3 separate regions of the Homo sapiens genome follow, and regions 2 and 3 are each linked to region 1. Evidence: chromatin contacts called from ENCODE Hi-C or POLR2A ChIA-PET data. All regions are on one chromosome and are shown on one strand. Each heading gives the region's core, a stretch centred on a gene start or an enhancer-like site at or near the end of the contact. The rest is flanking DNA. Distances are from core to core; before and after follow the strand shown.

Region 1 (4,049 bases), core at 729-3,228:
AGTATGGACCTGTTGATAACAAAAACAGGAACAAGGCCAGGTGTGGTGGCTCACACCTGTAATCCCAGCACTTTGAGAGGCTGAGGTTGGTGGATCACCTGAGGTCAGGCATTCGAGATCAGCTTGTCCAACATGGCGAAAACCCATCTCTTCTAAAAATATAAAAATTAGCTGGGCGTGGTGGCATGCGCCTGTAATCCTAGCTACTTGGGAGGCTGACGCATGAGAATCACTTGAACCTGGGAGGTAGAGGTTGCAGTGAGCCAGGATCGCACCATTGCATTCCAGCCTGGGCAAGAAGAGTGAAACTTCATAAAAAACAAAAACAAAAACAAAAAACAGAGAAACAGGAACAACAATCGCCAGCATATACCAAGTGCTTATCGTGTGTGCCAGGTACTCTAATTATGTACTATGTCAGTTGATTCTCAAAACATATATGGCACAACATGGGTACTCTGAACATGGGCACAATCAATGTACAATGCTATAATGTATAACACAGGACAATGTAGCTGTTAAAAGCATGGACACTCTATCTAGTCCATCTGGGTTATAATCTCTGCTCTACCAGTGAATAACTGTAACTCTGGCAAATGACTTCTCTATGCCCTGTTTCCTCAGCTGGGAAATGGGGGATAATATCAGTACTCACCTCCTAAGATTGTTGTGAGGATTAAATGTGTTACTTTATAAGAAATGTCTGGCACATAGCAAAGGTTGTTATTATTTTAATTTTTACACATGGGCAAACTAAGCCTCAAGTAACCTGTCCAAGAATACGTAGCTATGAAGTGTGGAGCTGGGATTTGGAGCTGGGGTTTGAATCCAGGCAATCTAACTCCAGAGCCTACCTTCTATGCTACTTTTTGGCTACGAGCAAACAATCTGTCAAGAAACAAAGTAGCTACTAATCTAAACAGATGTGAAATTTGAAGACCAGTTGATCTTTGGGGAATGTTGGGTTCTTCAGACAATGGTAGCTCAGTAATGTAAAGGGACAAATGACAGCCACATGCCAACTTGGTTAACTCCTTCCCTAGGTCCTGATGACCAAATAACCAGCTTATTTCTCAACTATTGGTTGGCTTTCATTTCAGGTCTGGTCAGCTGCTTATGACCTTGTTCCCCACTGAGCAGACTCACCATCTGGGCCCTGGCGGGCAGCAGCATGCAGTGCCGTGTCCCCATGGCGGTCCTGGTGGGCAGGGTCAGCCCCGAGCCGAAGCAGCAGGCACAGGGCAGGGGCATCGTGGCGGGCACAGGCCCGGTGCAGTGGTGGGGGCTGCCCAGCATCTACATCGAGGCCTGGGTGTCGCTGGAGGAGGGCCTGGGCCCGGACCAGCCGTCCTGCAGACAAGTAACGACGAAAGCGACGTTCTCGGCGTTGGCGGCGGGAAGTGGAGGCCATGGAACTCTTGGGCTGGGGAAGGAAAAAAGGCAGCAGTCAGGACTTCAGCCTTGGCTGGTCCTTCTCCCTCCATCTCTGACATCCCCTGTTGTTTCTCCCTTTGGTTCCGTCTTTTTTTAATATCTTCAGCAAGAGATGAGGCCTAACCTAACCCTGATCCTTTATCAGATGATAGATTTGAAAAAAAATTTTTTTTGAGGGGGGTGATAGGATCAGAGGTTTAATTTTTTTAATGTAAAATTCGAGAAAAGGGTAAATAATTGGTTTAAGGCTCAGGAGCCCAGGTAAATTTTTAATTTTTAACAAAGAACTTTAAAAAAACCCAACAGGGCCGGATGGGGAAAATTTTTATCAGCAGAAATCTGAGTTTTAAAAAGTCACAGATAATCTCCAATAATGATCTAGAAATTGAATATCATGTACCCGGCAGACAGATGTGGAGGCTTCTTCCTCTGGAACCTGGGGGGAGGGGTTACTCATCAGACCTGCCCCCGCCCCCCCAAGTACCCCCAGAGCCGTAGGCCCAAGGCCTGTGTTTAAGAAGCTCGGAGACGGGAGGCGGGAAGGGCGGAGACACTCCAGGCTGGAGGAAATGGCGCAAGCAGAGACGCAGGTGGAGGACGGAAGTGAACTGTGAGGGGCGTTACCGGATGTCGTTCCGCCCCGACCGGGTAGTTCTTGGCCAGATCTCCCAGGGGAAACTAGGGAACTTAAATTAAAGGGGCCGTCTGAAACCAGAAGACTGGACTGGAGGCGAGGAAAAGGAGGCGAGGGGAGGGGAGGGAGAAAAGAGAGTTATTTGGAGGTTTTTTCCCGCCTCCTCTAACTTGGCAGAGAGAGGAGATGGTTCAGTGATGGACGAAAAGATGAGAAGACAGAGAAAATAGAGGAGATAAAGACAGGATAAAAATCACATTAAACATGGAAAACAAAAACAAAAACCACAGTGGGACAACAACAGGGACAGATCAAAAAAAAAGAAAAAATACAGACAAAAGACGGAAGAAGACTATCGTAGGATGGGGCAAGTGAGATGCAAAAATTTGGACTTGAGAAATATGTAGAAAAAGATGGAGATGTTAACAACGGGAGGCAGGGGAGGGGGCGGGATGGTGGAGAGAGAGAGAAAGGTAGAGAGTTAGTTTAGAATTAAGCCCAGAATGCTCTTTTCCCAACACAGGTTGCATGATGACATCCTTACCTTTTCACCGCATTCACAACCCTTTATGCTTCCTCTGTTACCACCAATCAAGTTCTCCTTCTCTCACCTCAGTACTCCCCCGTCTCCGCCCCTGCCTCATCCCTAGACCTTTCCGACTGGGATGGCTAACCTGTTGTAAGCCCGCAGCTTTGGGCCTGGTCTCTGCTGCTCCCAGGCGGCCCCTTTGGGTACTGCCTGAGCAAGAAGTGCTGGAGAGGAGGACCAGTCATCAATAGGAGGATGAGATTGGGAGAGACACTCGGTGCAGGAGGCTGAGTGAGCAGGGGAGCACTAAGACCCAGGGGTAGTGGAGGACTGCAGCAACGAGCTGGAGGAGGAGAAGTAAGCGGTGGGGGGTGGGAGCCATCTGGTACTTTGACAGCATTCAAAACAGCATCGGCCATAACAACAGAAATGGCCAGTCAGTCCCAAGGTATCCAGCAGCTTCTGCAAGCTGAGAAGCGGGCAGCTGAGAAGGTGGCAGATGCCAGAAAGAGTGAGTCTCCTCTTTCCTCCCTTAGGAGTTTGGAAAGAAAATTGGGGGTGGGGGACAGCAAACATTTTGGGAAAACCCAAGGCTGGCGGGAAGACAGACAGCTAGGGTCTGGAGGCTGGTTAGGAGGGAAGAAATGGATGGATATTAGAATCTGGCACCTGGTTGGCTGAGAGAAGGCTGTATAACTTTCTGGAAGGGACTGACTCCTGCTATTACATTGTGTGTGTGTGGGTCCATCCCCACTCACTGTCCTTTCTTCTGCCTCCAGGGAAGGCCCGGCGACTGAAGCAGGCAAAGGAGGAGGCACAGATGGAGGTGGAGCAATACCGCAGAGAGCGAGAGCACGAATTCCAGAGCAAGCAGCAGGCGGTGAGTTGAGGCAGAGTCGGGTTGAGACCCCACTGCAAGTTGGTGGGTGCATCTAGTGAGGTGTGTAAGGGTGACTCAACAAGAAAATATGGTGGCAGAGGGCTGAGGCTGAGGGGACCCTGGCAGGGACCACAACATTGGTGAAACTTTGTGATGATATGTAGGAGAGTCTGGGAGTTTTGAAGGCCACATAGAGCTTGTGGGCGGAATGCCACAGTCTGTGTAAAGTATAACATCTATGTGGAGTATGATTAACATTTGTGGTGGAGGGTAGAGTTTTATGGTCATGGATGGTGAGGTGGTGGGGATATTACGGTCTGTTTTAGGATGAAGTTGCATGTTAGGTCTAAGGGGAAAGGGGACTGTGTTGATCTCTTTGGTGTTGGGATATTTCTGTGGGATGGGGGTGGTTTCTGAGAGGGCCTTTCTTCTAGGCTTTGTTTCAGGATCTTTCCCCTCATATGCCTGGACCCTTGTCTGTTTCTGCTTTTCCCTTTCTCTCTTCCACCCCTCTCCCTACCCCCCAGGCCATGGGCTCCCAGGGGAACCTGTCTGCTGAGGTGGAGCAGGCT
Region 2 (3,849 bases), core at 275-2,774, 580 kb before region 1:
ACCAGTCAATACAATTGGAGAAAAGGACACCTCTCAGCCGCAACAAGAGTGGGAAAAGAACCTTCGGGAGAACCTTGATTCAGTTATTCAGATTAGGCAGCAGCCCCGAGACCCTCCTACCGAAACGCTTGAGCTGGAAGTAAGCCCAGATCCAGCCAGCCAAATTCTAGAGCATACTCAAGGAGCTGAAAAACTGGTTGCTGAACTTGAAGGAGACTCTCATAAGTCTCATGGATCAACCAGTCAGATGCCAGAGGCCCTTCAAGCTTCTGATCTCTGGTACTGCCCCGATGGGAGCTTTGTCAAGAAGATCGTAATCCGTGGCCATGGCTTGGACAAACCCAAACTAGGCTCCTGCTGCCGGGTACTGGCTTTGGGGTTTCCTTTCGGATCAGGGCCGCCAGAGGGCTGGACAGAGCTAACTATGGGCGTAGGGCCATGGAGGGAGGAAACTTGGGGGGAGCTCATAGAGAAATGCTTGGAGTCCATGTGTCAAGGTGAGGAAGCAGAGCTTCAGCTGCCTGGGCACTCTGGACCTCCTGTCAGGCTCACACTGGCATCCTTCACTCAAGGCCGAGACTCCTGGGAGCTGGAGACTAGCGAGAAGGAAGCCCTGGCCAGGGAAGAACGTGCAAGGGGCACAGAACTATTTCGAGCTGGGAACCCTGAAGGAGCTGCCCGATGCTATGGACGGGCTCTTCGGCTGCTCCTGACTTTACCCCCACCTGGCCCTCCAGAACGAACTGTCCTTCATGCCAATCTGGCTGCCTGTCAGTTGTTGCTAGGGCAGCCTCAGTTGGCAGCCCAGAGCTGTGACCGGGTGTTGGAGCGGGAGCCTGGCCATTTAAAGGCCTTATACCGAAGGGGGGTTGCCCAGGCTGCCCTTGGGAACCTGGAAAAAGCAACTGCTGACCTCAAGAAGGTGCTGGCGATAGATCCCAAAAACCGGGCAGCCCAGGAGGAACTGGGGAAGGTGGTCATTCAGGGGAAGAACCAGGATGCAGGGCTGGCTCAGGGTCTGCGCAAGATGTTTGGCTGATTAAAAGTTAAACCTTAAAAGAGACAGGAACTTGTGAATTGTGGTCTGTGCTGTGAGATTTGGGGGTGGGGGGCCAGAGGGAAGGTTTCAGCCCATATCCCATTCTCAGCTTTTGGCTTCCTAGGGGAGGTAGCAGTGGTCACAGTGCGCCCCTTTTGAGGGGCTTATCTATCTCCGAGGACACATAGAAGCTGTCTAAACTAAACTTAGTAGTGGCTGGGGGAGATGGTGGACCTTAATACTGGGTACTACATCTCCCAGGCGCTTTATCACTGGAGCCTGTTTGGCGCATGCGCTTGGCGGTATGGCACTGTCTGGAAGTTACTTCCTGCTGCTGTGCTCCCATTGGGCCCGCCTACACAGTCATCCGCATCTGTTGATTCACGTGCTCAGCACCCAGGTCTCTTACTGGTCGGTAGAGCTTCCGGGACGCCCCCTTTTTTGAAAGAGTCAACTGATTAGTTGGTGATGGGGAGAGGCGGGCCTTGGGAACCGTCTCCTGGTTGGGGGGTGGGGGGGAAAGATGGCGGAGCTGATGCTGCTCAGCGAGATTGCTGACCCGACGCGTTTCTTCACCGACAACCTGCTTAGCCCGGAGGACTGGGGTCTGCAGAGTGAGGCACCGGGGAGGGGAGAGGGCTGTGGCAAACTGTCCCTGAGGCACGCGGGAAAGAAGCGGGGGCCTAAAGAGGAAGTCTGGGCAAATACGGAATCCGCCATCTGAAGGAGAGCGGAGCAGGGGGCTCGTTGTGCATTAAGGGGGATACAAAAGTCAGGGAAGAACTCTGCTCCCTGCTGGAACGTCGAGTTGTTCCGGGGTCGGGGAAGGAGGGGCTGAAGCGCCCTGGTTGTATCACTTTTCAAGTGGGCGGGCGGTGGGTCTGGCCGAGCGGAGCCAATGAGGGATGGGGCGGGGGCTTGTGTGCGATCTGTAGGCTGGGGCCACCGAACGACCCCCCGACGCTCAGCATTTCTTGCAGACAGCACCTTGTATTCTGGCCTAGATGAAGTGGCCGAGGAGCAGACGCAGCTCTTCCGTTGCCCGGAGCAGGATGTCCCGGTATTGTGTCCCCAGCCTTTCTCTAACCCTTGGTGGGTGGAAAGTGAGCCCAGAACCTGGACCCATTCACAGGCCATAACTCATCTGGAGTCACCCCTACTTTCTCATCCTTTCTCACACTCCTGCCCTCTTGTATCCTCCCTTATTTAGTTTGACGGCAGCTCCCTGGACGTGGGGATGGATGTCAGCCCCTCTGAGCCCCCATGGGAACTCCTGCCGATCTTCCCAGGTAAGGTAGTCTTTGTCGTTCCCTCAGATTTCCAGAAACCCTCATCTTCCCACTGTTTCCCAGAAACTACGTAGCTTCCTATATCCTCACGCTTCTACATAAGTGCCTATCCTCTCTCCTTCAATCCCCTATTTTTGTTTCTTCTCCCTTGCTGCGGTACAGGAATCCCCACCGACATGTCCTTGGGTACTTTTTGGACTCTTCTTAAGCTCTGCTTCCTGATAATTTCTAACTCCCTTTCCTCCAGATCTTCAGGTGAAGTCTGAGCCATCTTCCCCCTGCTCTTCCTCCTCCCTCAGCTCCGAGTCATCGCGTCTCTCCACAGAGCCATCCAGCGAGGTGAGAGAGCCATATCCCTCTTACTCTCTGTGACGGGGACTCTGCTTCATTCCCTTCACCCGTGGGTGACAAAGAAATGATTTAAATGATTTGTGTGCTATGAGTCATGAGGTGTGTGAGGTGTGGGGGGCCTTCTCCACTACCTTTGCCGTTTCCTTAATATCTTCATTTTCCACATCCCCTTTGGTTATCTAGCAGTGAAGATTTTTTTGTTTGTTTGTTTTTTGTTTTTTGCTTTTTTTTGAGATAGGGCCTCCCTCTGTCACCCAAACTACAGTGTAGTGACAGGGTCACAGCTCACTGTAGCCTTGACCTCCTGAGCTCAGGTGATCCTCCTGCCTCAGCCTCCTGAGTAGTTGGGACCACAGACACATGCCACCATGTCTGGCTAATTTTTTTTATTGTTTGTAAAAATGGGGTCTTCCTATGTTGCCCAGAGTGGACTTAAACTCCTGGGCTCAAGTGATCCTCCCACCTTGGCATCCCAAAGTGCTTGGATTACAGGTATAAGCCACCACGCCTGATCTTGGGTCTTTTTAATATAAAGAGTTATGTGGGGCTGGGAAGAAGAGAGTTATTGACTGCTGAGAATTCTGGAACTGTTCTTGCCCAAGTTGTCCACTCTGAGGCCATATTTGAAGTCATGAGACTTCATCAATTCTCCCAGAAATAAAGTAGAAAGAATGAACAGGTTAGAAAGATGGTCAGTACCATTCAGACCAGAATGTCAAATAATTGATGGCTTGTAAGCCCTAAACTTCTAAAGCTTTTGTTCTCGCTCTTACTGTCAACATCTCCCTTGTTTTTTGCCCTTCTTTCTGCCCCCTGCCCCACACCAACTCTCACCCAGGCTCTTGGGGTAGGGGAGGTGCTCCATGTGAAGACAGAGTCCTTGGCACCCCCACTGTGTCTCCTGGGAGATGACCCAACATCCTCATTTGAAACCGTCCAGATCAACGTTATCCCCACCTCTGATGATTCCTCAGGTAATAAAACAGCCTGCCCCCAATCCTTGGCTCTACTACGGGAGAATGTGTTATGTGTGTGTGTGTATGTGTGTAGATGGAGGGGAAGTGCAGGCAGCAGGACAGGGAGAAAAAGGTGGGGAGGGGAAATGGCAGAAAACCAGGAGGGAAGGCAGGAAGGAGAGGAAACATTTCAGGGAACCACAGCAAGGGCAGT
Region 3 (3,677 bases), core at 595-3,094, 630 kb before region 1:
CCACCTCTTCACCCCTATCTTGTCGCCATGGTGACTGCTCTACAATTGGCGAGGCTTGCACTTCAAAGTCCTAGGCTCGCTTCATCCGGGTCCTTCAGCTGTGGACTTTCTGCTGATTGGGCCTTTTCCTTTTCCCCTGATTGGCCGACATCGGGAAAGACGGCGAAGAGCTAGGAAAAGAGGGAAAACACTAGGGTCGCAGGGTTCAAAATGGCTCCAACCTCCTTTGGTGACGTAGAGAGCAGAACTTGGGTCTGCCCCTCCCTTTTAGTTAAGGGAGCAGAACTGGGATTAGCCCGACGTTTGGATAGTGGGAACATCGATCTGCGGCGCTGGTGTTAACCCAACTCATTCGGCTGGACGACTCAGCCCTCCCCATATTAGGTGATTTACAGAGCAAAACTGAACTAAAGGCCCACCCCTTTCTTAATGTTGTACACAGAGTAGAACAGGATTGACTTCAACTCCGTTTTAAACCTTCAGAGCAGGAAAGCTCTGGGCTCAACCCCTTTGTGAGTGGTGCAAAAGGGACAAAGCCCGCCCCTTTTAAGGAGACCCGCGGAGGCTAGACCCGCCCTTTCCTCTTTATAATTTGCCCATCAGAAATAGGGTCTTCTTCCCAGGTTGGACCCCGGGGAGTTTGGGCTTTTCCTACAATCACTGACCCTCACTGTGACTAAAGGAGCAGAATTAGGTAACAGTCCTCCCACTACCAATCCTCTTCCCGAGGGCATGTAAACTAATGCAGGGTAAAGGTGTGGCTAGAGGGGGGACCTTGATAAAAGATCCCATGTGACTCAAGAGTAAGGAAAGATGAGAAGTTAGCAGTTGCGTAAAGAAGGACTGGGGCAGATGAGGATTCAGGAAGCTTGAGGTTTAGGAAGGAAGATATTGAGAGGGAAAGGTGGAAATGAAGGAGAGTGAAGTGATGGAATGATCCTAGTAAAGGGATAATGGGAGTGGAGGAAGAGAAGAGGGGGTGGAAAACTAGATACATGGCTACCAAATTAAGGAGGCACGCGCATTCCAGAGGAATCGGCATTCTTCCTCACTTTTTATTTTTCTAGAAAGCACCCCTGAAGCCAAATTTCCATTGGAAGAAAAGATGTACCCATATTGTATGTTGTGAGAAGGGGTTGTCTCAGCTTGGGCAAGTAAGGAGACTGATACGAAGGAAGTAGGAAAGAAAAGGTACAGAGGTAAAAGAGCATGGAAAAGGAAAGGGTCAGGGATAAGGCCAAAGAGATCTCTTCTCTTTAAAGGCCAGAGAAGGCAGGTGGAGGGGGGAGCTGGACTGCTGGGAGATAGTGAGGGACAAAGGGCAAAGGAAACCAGACCAGAGGACTGGAGAGTGAGATGGAGTGAGATGGAGTCCTGGAGAGAAAAAGAAGAGAGGTGAACTTAATGCTTGTCATATGGTAGGTAGATGCTTGATAAATGTTTAGAATTGAATGGGTACGGGAAAAGGGGTCCTTAAGAATAGTTGGGGGGAATAAGCAGCAGATAACCGGAGTTGAGAAAAAAAGAGACCAAGTAAAAGTGGCAGTTAAAAGAGAGCTGATGGAGAATAAAGGAAGGAATGTGCGGAAGGAGGAATACAGCACCAGGGGATCCAGAGCTGAAAGGGAGTTAGAGAAAAAAAAGATGCAGCTGGAGCCAGAGATGGGGGCAAAGACCGAGGGAGAGCCCTGGGGCGGGGCTCGCAAGAGGACACTGGTAGATGTGGGGAGGAGATGCCAGAGTTTCTGGGAGACGATTGGCAAAACAGGCTGCCCATCACCGCCCTCCACTTCCTGGCCGGCCCCGGAAACCAGCAGGCGTTGGGGAGGGGTGGCGGGGGAATAGCGGCGGCAGCAGCCCCAGCCCTCAGAGAGACAGCAGAAAGGGAGGGAGGGAGGGTGCTGGGGGGACAGCCCCCCACCATTCCTACCGCTATGGGCCCAACCTCCCACTCCCACCTCCCCTCCATCGGCCGGGGCTAGGACACCCCCAAATCCCGTCGCCCCCTTGGCACCGACACCCCGACAGAGACAGAGACACAGCCATCCGCCACCACCGCTGCCGCAGCCTGGCTGGGGAGGGGGCCAGCCCCCCAGGCCCCCTACCCCTCTGAGGTGTGGGCGGGAAAGGGATGGGAGGAGGAGGGAAGAGGGTGCTGAAAGCGACTAGGATGAGGGGAAGGGGAGAGATTGGGTCTGGGAGGGCCGACTGGGGGAGAGGGTTGCTGGGGAAAGGAGAGGGGCCGACTGGGAAGAGGGTTGCTGGGGATAGGAGAGGGGACCTGAGAGGGAGGAAGGATGGAAGAGACCTGGGAGGGAGGAGAAATGGAAACCCTTGTGAATTTGGGACTGGGAGCGTGCACAGGGAATCCTGGAGAGGGAATTCCCTACACCTTCCCCAATTCCTTTTCTTGCCCTTTGACCCCACATGACTCTTGAAGGGTCATGAGGGGAGAAGGCCAGCAGAATTTGCCTCTTAGGAATACCCTTAGGTGCCTCTGTTTCCATCTAGGCACAGGACCTCTTGTTTCTCAGTGGCCTTCCACACTGCTAGACCCTTACTGACACACAAATGCCTTATGGGAGCCATGTTTTCTACATTGAGTCTGTGTGCCTTTGACATGTTTAATGGCTTGTGTGCAACTAGGTTGTCCCAATGCTATCCATAGGCTGTGTAGAAATGGTGTGTTATTTTCTATCAGAATTGCCCATTCTTCATTCTTGTGTCCATGTCTCACATCCAGTTTTGACATGTTTTAAGTACCGCATGTGTGTGAGTTTTCATATATTGCACCTGTTCTATAATTTCATGTTACTTGCACATTTTATGTTTTGGCATGTTTATTTCAGCATGTGAAGGTTATATACCTTATTTTGCTTTGGCTGACATGTCCATGGTCCTACCATTTGCAGTAGTCTTCATGTGTGGGATCCCATGGCTTGGCTGAATACCCCACACTCTGATGTCTGACTGAATTGGCCTGTTTGCTGTGTTTTCCCAGTCACAGTTCACAGAACACATGTGTATGCGCCTTTGCATGATACACTGATGTAACAGGACCATAGAATGTGTGTTATAAATTTGTCATCAGTATATTTTGTGAGCCGTATGCTCATTAAATTTGGCCCTCCATTGCATTTCTAAATCCTTGGACTTTTGTTCTCCAAAGAGGGTCACTTAATATCAAGTGTTAAGAGAAGAAGGTAACTGGGTCTCCAGGTCTGCAAAGAACCATCCCTGCATGCCTTACCTTGGTGACCTCCCTGGCCCATACCTCTCTACACAAACATTATCTTTCCAGTGGCTGTGTACAGTCTGTGTCCATGAGCTCAATGCATGTCACAGGGTCAATCCTGCTGTGAACCCCATTGTTGGTATTTATTTATGGACATTATCCTCCATTCTTTGCACTGTTGGCACACATTTGATGAGAGCAGCATCTTTCCCTGTGGCATCTTGATCCCATTCGGTACATTTCTCTTGTGAGATGACCTCTTCCTGATTATTGTTACTCTGCCTTCATTATGGCTATGTATTGCATGTATCTATTCAGAGTCGGTTACCATTAGGCTTGGTGTGTTCGTTACTTTCTCAGTGACTTCTTTTAGTAGTCACTTCTACTCAAGAGGATAACTATCTAATTTGTGATCAGAACCGCCATCTCTGTCATTAACTGT

What was found. Hi-C counts contacts between places; a loop is a spot of excess contacts on that map. ChIA-PET counts read pairs that join two places held with the same protein, here RNA polymerase II (POLR2A). Pooled maps may share reads with other maps.
Region 2: a loop to region 1 is called in a pooled map, with 8 times the contacts of the local background. The contact joins the promoter of ATF6B here to the promoter of NFKBIL1 in region 1. A Hi-C loop is called at or near these places in 19 of 50 pooled maps. POLR2A ChIA-PET finds 5 or more read pairs at or near these places in 7 of 52 experiments (CD4-positive, alpha-beta T cell, CD8-positive, alpha-beta memory T cell, GM10248 and 4 more).
Region 3: a pooled map shows a loop between it and region 1 (6-fold over the local background). The contact joins the promoter of AGPAT1 here to the promoter of NFKBIL1 in region 1. A Hi-C loop is called at or near these places in 3 of 168 maps with a recorded cell type or tissue (aorta, ascending aorta and sigmoid colon), 3 of 37 single-sample maps with no recorded cell type and 19 of 50 pooled maps. POLR2A ChIA-PET finds 5 or more read pairs at or near these places in 1 of 52 experiments (activated B cell).

What each region holds. Positions count from the first base shown.
Region 1 is chr6:31,545,537-31,549,585 of GRCh38, reverse strand. It overlaps NFKBIL1 (NFKB inhibitor like 1), which reads right to left and starts at 1,978. Exons shown (of 4, transcript NM_005007.4): 1 at 1,835-1,978; 2 at 1,147-1,423. The coding sequence starts at 1,891. It overlaps ATP6V1G2 (ATPase H+ transporting V1 subunit G2), which reads left to right and starts at 2,978. Exons shown (of 3, transcript NM_130463.4): 1 at 2,978-3,108; 2 at 3,377-3,477; 3 at 4,005-4,049. The coding sequence starts at 3,027. It overlaps ATP6V1G2-DDX39B (ATP6V1G2-DDX39B readthrough (NMD candidate)), which reads left to right and starts at 2,738. Exons shown (of 13, transcript NR_037853.1): 1 at 2,738-3,108; 2 at 3,377-3,477. RefSeq lists an enhancer at 2,945-3,444.
Region 2 is chr6:32,125,921-32,129,769 of GRCh38, reverse strand. It overlaps ATF6B (activating transcription factor 6 beta), which reads left to right and starts at 1,524. Exons shown (of 18, transcript NM_004381.5): 1 at 1,524-1,653; 2 at 2,020-2,099; 3 at 2,250-2,328; 4 at 2,576-2,667; 5 at 3,518-3,653. The coding sequence starts at 1,563. It overlaps FKBPL (FKBP prolyl isomerase like), which reads left to right. Exons shown (of 2, transcript NM_022110.4): 2 at 1-1,063. The coding sequence ends at 1,039.
Region 3 is chr6:32,174,251-32,177,927 of GRCh38, reverse strand. It overlaps AGPAT1 (1-acylglycerol-3-phosphate O-acyltransferase 1), which reads left to right and starts at 1,844. Exons shown (of 7, transcript NM_006411.4): 1 at 1,844-2,114.